Regions from separate parts of the Homo sapiens genome. Here region 2 is linked to region 1. A link is a contact called in ENCODE Hi-C or POLR2A ChIA-PET data. All regions are on one chromosome and are shown on one strand. Each heading gives the region's core, a stretch centred on a gene start or an enhancer-like site at or near the end of the contact. The rest is flanking DNA. Distances are from core to core; before and after follow the strand shown. Region 1 holds the start of SLC40A1 (solute carrier family 40 member 1). Region 2 holds the start of NAB1 (NGFI-A binding protein 1).

Region 1 (7,347 bases), core at 4,522-7,021:
TCCTTTTCCAAACCCATAGTACACCAAATCACCAACCCCTATCACTAAAAACCTTCCCTACCTCCAGAGGGACACACACATACAGGCAATGGACCTTTGGGGTTGACGTGATGTACAATGTCCTTGATCAAAGACCTTGTACAATCACTAGAGGATTAAGTGAGAAAATATGAAAGCACATTGAAAACTGAAAAGACCTGTGCAAATATTCTTCTTCTTTATGGTAGAACATTTACTAAATATAAAAAAATGATTCTCAAAAATACATTTCTTCTGGTACCATAGAAAAACTCATCTTCTATACTGAATAATAAATCTGTATCTAATGCTGCTTTATAAATAGCTTAAAAATAACCTCCTTCATATTGTAAAATCTATACTTCTCATGTCCCCTTTAAAATTTTATCACTTATTTCCCTGTACAGTGCCAAGAAATTCCTTTTGACTATTTTTGAGATAATAAAATATTTTTATAAAATCCCAACTCCCGCATCTTTTAATACTGATTACAAAATTCAGTAGTAAGCAGTCTGAAAATAAACATGGACAAACTCCAAAATATTTCATTTTTACTTAGTTTCCCCTTGTCATATCTCAAAGTATAAAACTGAGCTTTGGGCAACATTAAATAGGTTGTTTGTTCATCTTATGAACATACAGTGCTCTGGAAGCGGAGCTAGACTATCACCTGGATTCGGGCAGCAGGCTTTACACTGACACCCTCCGACAGCCCCTGGTATTAAGTGGTTCCCACACAACCAAGGGGGTAGTGGTACCTCCCACCACTACGGCCCTGGTTTTATGCTGGCCTCCACCATCAGCGCTAAGTTACTTCTAACGTCTTTTTGGTACCTGAGTACCTGTCATCTTTAAGGGAGCCGGTAGGGAGGAAAAGCCATATTTATGCTTATTGGCATCACCTGTGTTGTTCCAAGCTTATTAGACAGGTAAGAGACAGAATAACAAAGCAAAAAGAACAAAGGCCTTGCAATCAGACAAGTCTAGGCTTGAATCCCAGCTCTGCTCCTCTCTAGCTGAGTGACCTCTAGTGAGTTATTTAACCTCTCTGAGTCTCAGTTCCTTATATGTACACTGGGGATAATATCAGTATTATTTCATAGGGCCGTTGTGAAAATAAAATAATATCTGATAAGCACCTTGTGTCATATCTTCCACTTGTATAGTGCTCCAAATATATGGTGTCTATTGTTATATATGTTGATTCAGTGTAGATAACACTGCAATGAAATATTTCTGACAGACATCCTTGGGAGGGGCCTTCATACTGTATTTTTAACTTTTCTTAAATGCTGATATAATTACTGTAGCCAGTATTTCCTAATTGCATCAGAGAAGAGGGCTTTGTCCAGGTCACATGATAAAAGTCTTTATAGTTCTAGGATTTTCCTTATTACACTATTGTGTGAGCACAAATTAAGGACCCAAGACTAAGGATATTGTCTAGGGATTTTATGACTGAGAGACATCATTATCTTTTACTATGTTGCACTCATAATTGACATGCTGTAATAATTGGGTATTTTGTGAGACTTGATAAGGGAAAAATCAGCAGTATGGAAGTAGTATTTACTGGAAAAAAAAAACAAAACAGAAGAACAAACACAAAGATCATACCACTAAGAGGTTGGGGTGGGGAGGGAGCTGGAAACAGGGACTCTTGCACTGGAAACATGAACTATGTCCTAAACAAAACATTAAGGAACTCTGAACTTTTTGACAGCAGTGCAAAATGCAATCTTCATGAATATGTTTATGGCCAGCTTAGTAGGGATCAGCTTCAAGGTGCTGCTTAGAAACAGTGTAGAGTGTCTGAAAAGGAAGATTGAAGATATGAGAATGTGTTAACAGGAACTCTGCTTAGATGGATGAGGTGTTCTGTGCTGTCTTCTGTGAGGGGCTTGCAATCAAATTGCTGTTGAAAAGGGCATCGAGAATACCAGCTAAAATAACTGAACACTTGGGAAATCCATCCCTGTTTATACAACCTGAGGAAGGCAAGGCTGAGCAGCATCTGGAGAACGTGAAGGGGATACTGTTGTGGTGATACCAAGCATTTGTTTTGCGCTTTAATGAATTCAGACAGAATACAGGAGAACAGACTTGACATTGTAACATGAGAGAGTTAGATTAGACAGCAAAAGTGACGATCCACGGCAAAAGTTAAGAGACTGAAATATTTATTAAATAGAATTTTATGTATTTTCTGGCTGTATATGGAGAAAACTAAACAGTTAACTTAGTTCCATGTTTTAGTTTCCAGTCAGCGTAATGGACAAGACTTCTCTTTTTTTCTTTCTACAGTCTCTTTCTATTTGATTAAGATCTCCTGAGACTACATTTGGCCTACATTTATCTCAATCAATACCATTATTGAAAAATGGCAAACTTTCCTTTTAAGAATATATATATATTTAATCAAGCTAAAATTTGCATAACATAAAATTCACCACTTGAGCCATTTTGGTGACTTTTATTATTTCACATTGTGGCAAAACCATTGCCACTATCTAGATTCAGACCATTTTCATCACCCCAAAGGGAAACTACACACCCATAAAGCAGTCACTACCTATTCTTCCCTCCTCCCAGGCTCTGAAAACAACCAATATGCTCTCTGTCTCTATGGATTTGCCTTAGGAGTATATTTCTTTTGGAATCTTCTGAATTCTGTATTTAATTTTTCCAACTAGAAACTGTAGACTACTGTGTATATGTGTGTGTGTGTGTGTGTGTGTGTGTGTGTGTGTATGAGAGAGAGGAAGCAAGAGAGCACCCCCAATGAGAGCCAGCATTCATAAGAAACTTCGCAAGGTCAAATCTATTTGAAATGTTCAAACAAAATGAAGACCTGGGAGGATATTTATCTTTCAATAGGATGTCTGTAATTTAAAGTAGATGTTGAACTTAAACTTCTCAAGAGCCATTCATTCATATTATAGAAATATAAAACCGTTCTTGAAATTTGCCTGTAACACTGAGAAAGATTTTTGAATGGAAACGTGGCTTTATAGCTCCTAAGTTAATGTAAAAAGGTTCACATCCAACAGAAGCACAGTCCTGGATTGGAGCCCTTCCTGTAATAGTTGGTGATAACCCTATTACTTTTTTTCTTCAGAGCAGTGGAATAGTGACCATTCTTTATTCTGCCTTTGTCCTGGTGAGCACATCTGATATGGCAGAGGAAACTGAGGATGCCTGGCCGGTAAGTGAAAAGACAACTTAAAAATGAAATGATAAAACCGTTTTTATTTCCCAACTATAAACACTTTAAATGAATTTTAAATAGCCATATACATTTTATTCTGGCTGGGATTTTTAAAAAGGTGGTTAACCTAGTTACAAACTTTAAAACATGTTGAAAATGAATTGGCACATGGTCTTTAGGGTATCTACTATTTTTTGTAAACTGACTTAAAACTTGCATGACTTTCTTAGTTAGATTAAATTGATGGGAATGTTGTATGTTCTGTGTTCTCAAAAACATATATATGACTTTTGGAAGAAATCTTAATTTTCAACTGGTCAAATGTTTTCTCAGAAGGAGGAAGAGCCCGAAGGGTCTTGTGATTAAAGCGGTGCTTTGTAACCTAGCATGTCAAAGCCAAAAGAATTCTGTCATTTTGCACTTTCTGAATAGTTTGAGGATTTTTATTCTATTTTCATTTTCAATTTCTTTCCATTTCATAAGCCCCAACTAACATATCTCAACTATTCTCATTAATTAGGATTTAAGATTCCCCTTCCACAGCTCACTCACTGGTTTTAATGTCATGAACCTTGCTTGTTTTCTTTCCAAAGTATCTTTCCTACTTGCTTCACTGCAGTATCCCATTTGTTCTTTATAACATTCTCTCGGTTTTGGCTTCTGGGGACTCCTTGGTGACAATGGAGAACAGAGACTCCATATCACATTTTGAGGTATATGCTGACTTAGCCACTCTTTCCACAAATACTTCTTAAACAGTGTCTACGGGAAGTAATTTTTTTTTTAACCAACCGAACTTTTAAAAAGCCACCTGGAAGTTGGGGACAGCATGACACCCCTTCTTATAATATGTAATAATTAATGTAAAGCACTTGGAGGTCCTTGTTGCTGAGACACACTCTGACAAATGTGCAAACTATCACTATCCTTTGTGCCTTGTTGAGGACCTGTCAAAAAATTCATCTCTAATAAGGGATCGCCATAAAGTGGAGGGGTTTATTTACCAGTTCACTCCTTCACTTTAGTTCACTCATCTGAGTATACTTTGGTTTATTCTCAAGGATGCATGTATAAATGACCCTATTCTCCACGGTTAGCAAACCAAAACCTCTCTAAATTGGGAGAAAGAACTTGAATGTCGTGTGAAAGAAAGGAAAAAAGAGGGCTTGAAAAGGCAAAAAGCAGTGAAAAGCAGTAGTTAAACTGTAACCCCTATCTCTACTCACCAGACCACATCCCAACCGAATCCAGCTGCACCCACCCCGTAGACCTTTGGGGCTCCTGATTGAGAGTGCAGATACAGGGCACATACTCATGCGTGGCTCCCTTCACTACTGGGTGTCAGTCTGGCCTGTGCTCAAGGTGTGGCATCTGGTTGGAGTTTCAATATGTAGGATCCACTACCAGGGTTTTCGTGAGATTAAGAAGGGTAAGGTAACCTACTGGCAAAAGGGGCTGGTATGCCCCAGGGGTTGGTTTGGCACAGCAGGATTAAAACGAAGTCAACCAAGGCTAGAGTCTGGTGTTCTTTAGTCATTCACCTCACCCTCCAGGAGGCCACCGAATGGCTTTATCTGGACAGGGACAGATCCAGGGACACAACTGGGATAACCGGTATTCCTGGTAAGCCTGTCACTGGGGCATTTGGAGGTTAGGTGGGGAAGGGACGCGCGCGTGGGGGCGGGGTGAGAGGGTACAGAGGGAGAAGGAATGATGGTGAAGGGTTTGCTGGGGCTGCAGCATCCTCATTCTGTCTCCAGGACGGATTTGGAGGCCCCAGTTTGGGGATACGGGTAGGTCTGTAACTCGCTGCGGGACTTCACCTTTGCAAGCCTCCGTTTGCTCCTCTCAAGAGGGATGGACTCTGATCTTTGCGCCCCCTTCCTGCCCTTTGATTCTGGTTCTTTGAGGGAAGCCCTGCTATGCAGTCCGGGGAAGGAAAGGCATTCTCTGCTGCAGGCGGGCCGGAATGGGACGGCCAGGAAAGCGGCCTCTGTGGCATGAATTATATTTATTTAGATACCTGTATTAAAAATTATTTTCGTTAAAAAAGGAATCCCCACCCACCAAGCTCGCGCTGGAGCTTTGCACTGCGACCGTCCGGCGGCCGCCCTTTCCCTGAACTGCGGGGTAGCCGGTGCGCAGCGCTTTCTTCCAGCACCTGACGCTTAGTTTCGCGCAGAATCTCCCTACGCCGCCCCGCCGGCTCCACGCGCCTTCCTCCTTTTCCCAGCCCCACGGCCGCCCCCCGAGGTTGCCCTCGCGGCTTCCCGGAGAGCAGGAAAACCCGGGGAGTGGAACGCGTCGAGGCGAAGGTCCCCGCAAGCCGCGCAGGGTGTCTGCGGCCGGTTGGACGCTTGCGCCCGGGGTGGGCGACTCCTCCGGGCAAGGGCGCGGGGACGGCCCGGCGCGCAAGGTTGACGGGAGCTCGTCTCGCGCCGCGGGGACGCCCGGGCGGCCCTGAAGGGGACGGGGCGGCCCCAGTCGGAGGTCGCAGGGAGCTCCGCCCCCGACTCGGTATAAGAGCTGGGCCCGGCCCACGGCGGCGGCGGCGGCGGCGGAGAGAGCTGGCTCAGGGCGTCCGCTAGGCTCGGACGACCTGCTGAGCCTCCCAAACCGCTTCCATAAGGCTTTGCCTTTCCAACTTCAGCTACAGTGTTAGCTAAGTTTGGAAAGAAGGAAAAAAGAAAATCCCTGGGCCCCTTTTCTTTTGTTCTTTGCCAAAGTCGTCGTTGTAGTCTTTTTGCCCAAGGCTGTTGTGTTTTTAGAGGTGCTATCTCCAGTTCCTTGCACTCCTGTTAACAAGCACCTCAGCGAGAGCAGCAGCAGCGATAGCAGCCGCAGAAGAGCCAGCGGGGTCGCCTAGTGTCATGACCAGGGCGGGAGATCACAACCGCCAGAGAGGATGCTGTGGTGAGTGTCGTTGACCGAAAGCATATGGTGGAAACCCAGGTGGGGCTTTGGAGACAAGCAACTCTACACGAGTTCTGGAGGAATGTGGCTCTGCTGTGAACCATAGCTTTGTAAAAAGATCCTTTGACTCATATTTGGTGGACGTTAAGGAAGAAAGGAAATTCAGGGTGTGGGAAAAGGGGTTTGCACACAGGCACGGATGGAGTAGATTGGGCAGTTTGGATTGCCTTGTGTAAAAAAGAAACAAAACAAACAAACCAACCAACCCAAAAAAGAATGCTGAAACAAGAGTTTCTTCACTGTATGTGAAATGTGAAGTTGGGCAGTTATTGACTAGGTCAATAACTGAATTTAGTGAATGGTATTAAGTGAACGAAATACATCGGTTCATAGGTAACTTGATAAAATGTACGTGGTTTGTCCTGCAAAGTAGTTTTTAATAATCATGTTCTAATGAGATCAAATGGATAAGCATTCTGCCCTCAGCTCATTAAGTGACTACCATCGCTTTTTGTCACCCCGCCTGTGTCTTTGCAGGATCCTTGGCCGACTACCTGACCTCTGCAAAATTCCTTCTCTACCTTGGTCATTCTCTCTCTACTTGGGTAAGTGAGAATGCATAGTCTTACAACACAGTTGCGCAATTTTTTATTTCCTTTCGTTCTAGCCAGTTGTATTAAGCCAACTTCCAGTTTTGTCAAGCAGTTAAAGAAATAAATCATCCAAGTACACATGCTTTAATGAAAACGTTATTTACATCGAAGATCTTTCCCCATGAGTGTTAGTTAATGCAACTTAATTATCAGATCATCGTAGTTTATGTAGATAGACAACTATCCAGACAAGATTATCAAGGAAAGGAATATTTGCCTTGTTTTTAAATTTTATGTTGCATTAGTAGCTTTGGTAAATAGACATATCTGCTACAAAAGATGGATGGATGTCTCATATACCTTCTCTTCTTCACATTTTAAAATATTTTGTTTTCTTTTTTTGTTAAAATTTAGTTCCAGCGTGCAGCACCATGAGAATACAATAGAATGGTAGAGTGACTGACTTAAGCTAATAATAACATTCTAAGATTAATTGAAACATAAATGACCCCCAGAACAAATATCTGAGTGACAAAAATTCTGGTCTTTAAAAATGTTATCTATAGTTAGATAAAGTTTGGGGCAGTGGAGGCTATCTTAAAATTAATCATCCAA
Region 2 (6,514 bases), core at 3,125-5,624, 1.1 Mb before region 1:
TACTTTAAAATTATCTGAGTTAATAGCAACCTCTTACAGACTTACAAAAAATGTGAAAAACCTTGGGAAGAGTTAAGAGCTCATGAGTCATTTACAGATAAAGGTAAATTAGTTCCATCAGATTGTTTTCTTCTTAACATCTAGACAAGATCTGATGCACATTAATGAAAGATTGAGATGGGAAATGGGGACAATGAAAATAGGAAATCTGAGGACAGAAAGACTACACTTAGAGCCTCTGAAGTATTCCAAGTTCAGGAGAGTATAGCTTGAAGGTACAGGGGCCTGAGAGAAGGGTGAAATGGGTACACGAGAGGCTGAAACAGAAAAGGTTTATAACAAACAAGAATTTGATTTAGGGAAGGATGAGCCTCTGTGTCAGGGGTGTCCAATCTTTTGGCTTCCCTGAGCCACACTGGAAGAAGAATTGTCTTGGGCCACACAAAAAATACACTAACGATAGCTGATAAGAAAGTTTATGCATTTGTGTTGGGCCGTATTCAAAGCCCTCCTGGGCTGCATGCAACCACAGGCCTCGGGTTGGACAAGCTTGCTCTATGCAATTAATTATTTTCGCTTTTATTCTCATCCTAGACCCAGAACTCAAGCTAAAATGATTAAATATAGTTCAGCTACACTTTATGGGTTACTTAAGATTGTAGGGTTGGCCTAGGTACTAACTCCCATGTATGTGTTTCAAGCTTCCAGTGATTTACCTAGGCACACATATTAGTAAGCATTCAGTGGTGTACCATATAAGTCAAGATACTTCTGGATCTTAGCTATGAATTAAATATATACCTTCTAATGAATTGACTGTAATTTGGGAAACTTAAAATGTTGTCTCTTATTGATTCGTTTCTAAATTCTGAATGGAATGAATGAAGCTGGAAAAAAATTTTAGAGACACCTTAAAATTTTAATAAAAATATTCAGTGTGAGGTTAAATTTACTTGCCAAAATTAGAAAAAACTAAACCAGATTTTGCTAAATGATAACTATGTATTTATTCATTTAACTATAGTAACAATAGGCAAATACTAGCATTTCGTACAATGGCTGGAAATTCTTAACCAACCAACCATCAAGTCATTCAACAAACATTAAGTACCCACTGAGCACAGAGTATGCAGGCAATATTTATAAGTTTTTTTCACCTTTTCAGAAGTTTCTCTGTAAAAATCATTAAATTAATATACCATGCAAATTAATGGGTCACCCCCTAAATACAATGTATTGAGAAATGACAAACTCTTTGAAAGCTTAATGGCATGTTTTAGCTGTGTGAATTCTCACAAGATGAGGATTACTATTTTTTCCAAGCATCAACTTGTCAAATTTCCCACTTGCTCCATTATTAAGTTTAAGGAGTATATTCTACTGTTGTATGAGTTATTGAACATGTCAGATCAGAAAGGGAATTTGCACTTAATATAACAATTGTACCATTCTTCATTCTACTGTTGAAAAGGATAAAAGAAGCAGGTAAGATAAAAATAAATCCAAAGCAAAGGGTCTAGCAATCTTCTATTATGCTCAAGTGGGTATTATTTATGCTATAATATGTTTAGCAAATTCCACAATGAAATATGCATAGACGGGTTGATTATACATTAGCATGATCTTAAACTGTTCAAAACATATTATAAAATGGTCACTTCCATCCAAAACACAGCTTTGCATTTAAAGGTAAATTTTACAAAGATTTCATTTCCAAAAATGTACATAAATAGCACTCACAAAAAACAGCTCCAGGCTTGTTATAATGGAATAAATGAGTCCTAAGTCTTAGGCCAATGAAACCTGACATAACTTCGGAGGCTAAGGTGGGATAATCCCTTGGCCCCAGGAGTTTGAGGCCAACCTGGGCAACACAGCGAGACCCCATGTCTATATTTTCTTTAGAAACTGACATACTTCTGTTTTCATCCAACCTGAACTTTAAATATTTAAAGTTCATTAACAAATTCATCAAAGATGTCCCCCAGTTTATAATTTCTTCTTTCAAAGAAGCATCCACAGTGCAAACCCCCAAAATCTTTAATAAACCAATAGGTTCTTAGCTATACCGTGATGAAAATACCTAATGCTTTCAGTGTTTCTCTAACAAGGAGAATAAACATCTATTAACTTTCTCATACGACAGTGGATGTTATTTGCCACTTACAAAAAAGAGATTACTCAACTGAATAATTTTGAAATAAGATGAGATAAAGTATTTTTTAGATAGATCAAGTTATTTACTAGACATATAAGCTTACTAAATGTCCTTGTAACAACCATAGTAATCCTAAGAATTTCTGTCATTTGAATTACATCCATAATTAGCAGGCAGAATAAAATAAAAATCTACAGTTCCTCAATGTTGTCATTATTACATTATTATTGATACCTTCACAAGTAACAAGAGACCATCAGAGTCGGGAAAAAAACATTTTTAATCTCGAAATGGCATATTAACTTTAGTGCAAAATGGTAAAAATAATAAAATTGAAACAAGAAAGCTTCTTCCAGAAGTTCCTTGAAATTTTCTTTCAAGACCTAATGTTCCAATATCTAATACCCAAATCAGGGATAAAAAAGGCTGACCTAGCCAGTCATCTACAAAGACTCAAGAAAACCCTTATTTGTATGTTAATACCGATGAAAAAATATAATCTTTTAAACTTAAAGATAATATTGTATGTCTTAAATGACACCAATATGGAGAAGAAAAAGCCTTTCATCTAAGAGCCACTTTTACTGGCACTCAGATTAGATCAGAAGCAGCTCTTTCAGGTCTTCAGGAAAAGCTCAATCTCCACCCAAAACAGAAAAAGCAAATCCTATGCATCCTCTCTCCTCATACTTCTTATAACCCACACACAAATTATGAAATATCATAATTCAGTATGTTGTTCAGGGAAAAATTTTCAAAAAAGTGAAAACCTAGGAAGGTAAGTCATTGCGTGAACACTTTTACAACAGCTAAGCATTTCCTACGTGACTAATCTATTTTAAATTCGGCTCCTCTGTTCCTATGCAATCTCATATTATCTATTAAAACTGCCAAAATATTTTTAAACAAGATCTGAGAATTCCTCTTTCAGCTTCTGATCTTTGCACTCTTTGAGTTGGCAGACACGTCACTGGCAAACCAACTGGTAGTGACAAGTTACTCCAAATCGACTCTTTCAGATGAAATTTTAAATTAACAGCCATCCCAAAATTTTCCGTGCCTCCCGAATCTCAGGGAGCGAGGTGTAAGTACATGCAAGTCTACGATTCCTCCCGATCACTCGCTGCAAAGCTTGGTCTGCAGAATCGACAAATGTATATTCCATCTCAACTATCCCTTTCCCCGAGATCCTGCAACATTCAGGCTTAACAGAAGTGTCATTTCCTATCTCAAGCTTTGGAAGCTCTGAGTTTGCAGACCACAAAGATTTGATAGTATTTTCAGTGTTTCTCCATGATAAGGTCACACACACACACCTCTATATCCAACGCTTGTATGTCCCACATGTGTTTCCAAATTCCTCATCGGCCTTAGAGACACAAAGAGTTTCTGGCTTCCCTGCACCTCAGCGCCAAGTTTCTGTAAGCCACTTCCATGTAAAACTCTCCTTCCGCTTTTAAAAAGAAAACTACATTCGGAAAGGGAAGATACCCAAGAAGAAAATCGAGACGGTAAGTGCAGCACTTTTATAAAGTAAACAAACAAAAAGACTGCCCTGACGAAGGTGGCTGCAAAACTCTGGGGCCGGCGCGCACAACCCACATCGCACACCCCCAGAGCGCCGTGTGACGCCCCCAGCCCCGTTAGCAAAACGGACTCGGCACCCCAACCTTTCTCGGAGGGAAAATGCACGAGTCAGGGCCGCGCTCCCCGCCGCCCTGGCACACAGAATGTCTCCGGGAATCGCCCACACGAGCCCGGGGCCGCCCTCTCCTTCCGGCGGCGGCCGCGCGGAGCCCGCTTCCCCCGGACACCGCCCCCAAAGTGCCCGCGTGGCCCCGCGACTCAGCCGCCCCAAGTTCGCCCGTGGCCGCTCAGCCGCGAAAGTGTCCCGCACTTGGCGGACCGGGAGTGGCGACCGTCCGCTCCGGTACGTACTCAGCCAGCGGCTGCAGCGGTCTTGGCGCGCTCTCCCCGAGGACTGCTCAGCCCCAACTCCGAAGCGACGGCCCCCGGCTCTCCCTCCTCTGGCGGCTGCAGGAGCCGGGACGCCCCCGCTCCCATCGAGGGGGGAAGGGAAGGTGGTGGGCGCGCTCTCTCTGCTCCCCCCCACCTCGGGCCCGCCGCTTCTTCCCGCCCACCCGCCCCGACGGCGCTCGCTTGGCCGCGGCGGCGGCGGCGGCTCCTCCAGGCTGCGGCGCGCGGGCGGCGGCGGCGGCGGCAGCGCCTCCCCCGCCGCGCCTTGCCCTCCCCTCCCCTGCCTTCCCCGCGCGCGCTACACCCTCCTCCCCCTCCCCCGCCCGCCTCCGCCGCCTCCACTCCCCCACCCCGCGCTGTCACATTGGGAGATTCCGCTCTTGCTACATTCGCCGCTCCGGCTCCCGCCCACGCGCGGCCGAGTGACGCAGATCCCGGCGTGGGCCGCCGCCGGGCGGGGGCGGGGGCGGCCGCTGGGCCCGGGGCTCGGCCCCTTCCCGCCGCCCCCTCCGCGGAATCCGGAGGACGGCCCATTCACACGGCAGCTGGGAGGAACCAAGTGGGCGCCGGGAGTGGGCGGCTCCCGCGAGTCCCGCTCCGGGCGCGGGGAGGGGACGACAAAGAGGGAGACGGGTGGGGAACGCCGCCTCCGGCCTGCTCTCCAGCTGCGGAGTGAACTGGGAAGGTTTGCAATTAAAAAAAAAAAATTATGTGTGAGGTTCCCGATATAGTATTTCAAAGAGCACACCCGCCAAATCCAACATCCTCTAGGAGGCTGACTTTAAAAAAAAAAAAAAAAAAAAAACAACAGCGCGCCGGGCTCCCCTGGCCCCCGCAGGCTCGGGGCAGAGGCGGGGAGGCAGGTGGTCCAGGTGCGCCCCTGCCCGGGGGGGCGAGGCGTCCGGCGGGAAGGCTGCAGCGACCGCATGGAGGAAGGGGCGGCAGGTGCGCGGCGCTGGAAGAACCGGCGGCTGGGAGAGCATCTCTGCCTCGCCCATCTTGCCCCCTCCCCACCTCCGCTCTGGCGTTGGGACGGGAGGAGGAGGGAGGAATGGAACCAGGGAGTCCGAAGTACAGCTTTGACAACTGTCGCGCTGGCCGGGTAATTTAATTCCAACCTTTTTAACCTCCTGAAAATCTGCCTTTTATTTTACTGTTTAATGTTTTTTGTGTCCATGGTGTAGAAAAACTACGGCGCTAGTATAGTGCTGGTGTGTGCTAAATTAGAGTTCCCAAGGCACAATATAGAATTTTTTGGTTTGCATAAACTTTGCTAACCAAAGTATTAAAGCACCTTCAAAAATGTACTTAGGCTGGCCAGGGCTCACGCCTGTAATGCCAGCACTGTGGGAGGCCGAGGCGGGCGGATCACCTGAGGTCCGGAGTTGGACACCAGCCTGGCTAACGTGGTGAAATCCCGTCTCTACAAAAAATACAAAATTAGCCGGGCGTGGTGGCGCATGCCTGACATCCCAGCTGCTTGGGAGGCTGAGGCGGGAGAATAGCTTGAACCCGGGAGGCGGAGGTTGCAGTGAGCCAAGATCGTGCCATTGCACTCCAGCTTGGGCAACAAGAGCGAAACTCAGTCTCAAAAAAAAAAAAAAAAAAAAAGAAGAAGAAGAAAAATGTACTTAAGCTATTGCCAAAAAAATTTTGGAAGTCTGTTTTTTAAATCTATATTTCAATTCTTTGCAAAAAGTGGAAAAATTAAAGAATTTTAGCATTGTGTTCTTGAAGATTAGAGAGCATTCATTAATATAAAACTACTGCAAAGACAGGTAGAATCCCATTTTAACATACACATAAAAATCAAGTTTTATAGGAGGCCATTCCCACACCCTGGCTGGCCTCCCAGAGTGTGCCTACTTCGCTGATGGGGATACAAGGCATTCTTTGAGATGGGAAATTCTTCAAACCACATCTTTATGTTGCAGCAAGGGATAGGATGATGATGATGATATTGAAAGAAAAAGACTTTAATAAAGTACAGAACCTTTTTTTTTCTTTTTGCGAAATCATGTTATAGAAATGAGTAATGCCGCAATGGAATACATATAATTAAAGTTAAATCTTTTTCTTCAGTATTAGTGACAGGTTTTGTCTGGAGTAGTTGAGTTGATATTTCAAATGAATAAGTCTGCTTAATTCCTGAAATTCTTTAACTGCAGAAATCACTGCTGGAAGTTTCTCTTAGTCTCCCTAATTGTCACGGTTTTTGCAGCTGTGGATCCTGTTCTACTAAAGAGAAAGTTAGATGGTCATGTTAAAGACGATTTAGGCAATTTCTTGGTTGGTGGGGAAGGTAATGTTCAGGCAACGAAATCTGCAAAATTCTCTTCTAATTCCTCTATGGAATCTTGATGTTTTGCAAACACTCTT

The links. A loop is a pair of places that touch in the nucleus more often than their neighbours do. ChIA-PET counts read pairs that join two places held with the same protein, here RNA polymerase II (POLR2A). Pooled maps may share reads with other maps.
Region 2: a map of naive thymus-derived CD4-positive, alpha-beta T cell shows a loop between it and region 1 (2.6-fold over the local background). The contact joins the promoter of NAB1 here to the promoter of SLC40A1 in region 1. A Hi-C loop is called at or near these places in 1 of 168 maps with a recorded cell type or tissue (naive thymus-derived CD4-positive, alpha-beta T cell) and 7 of 50 pooled maps. POLR2A ChIA-PET finds 5 or more read pairs at or near these places in 2 of 52 experiments (WTC11 and naive thymus-derived CD4-positive, alpha-beta T cell).

Annotation. Positions count from the first base shown.
Region 1 is chr2:189,579,210-189,586,556 of GRCh38, reverse strand. It overlaps SLC40A1 (solute carrier family 40 member 1), which reads left to right and starts at 5,771. Exons shown (of 8, transcript NM_014585.6): 1 at 5,771-6,139; 2 at 6,677-6,744. The coding sequence starts at 6,097. RefSeq lists silencers at 5,518-5,687, 5,758-5,817.
Region 2 is chr2:190,646,943-190,653,456 of GRCh38, reverse strand. It overlaps NAB1 (NGFI-A binding protein 1), which reads right to left and starts at 4,374. Exons shown (of 10, transcript NM_005966.4): 1 at 4,097-4,374; 2 at 3,475-3,611. It also overlaps a transcript of NEMP2 not described here. RefSeq lists silencers at 3,864-4,463, 4,474-4,843, 4,874-4,923, 5,004-5,053, 5,064-5,113.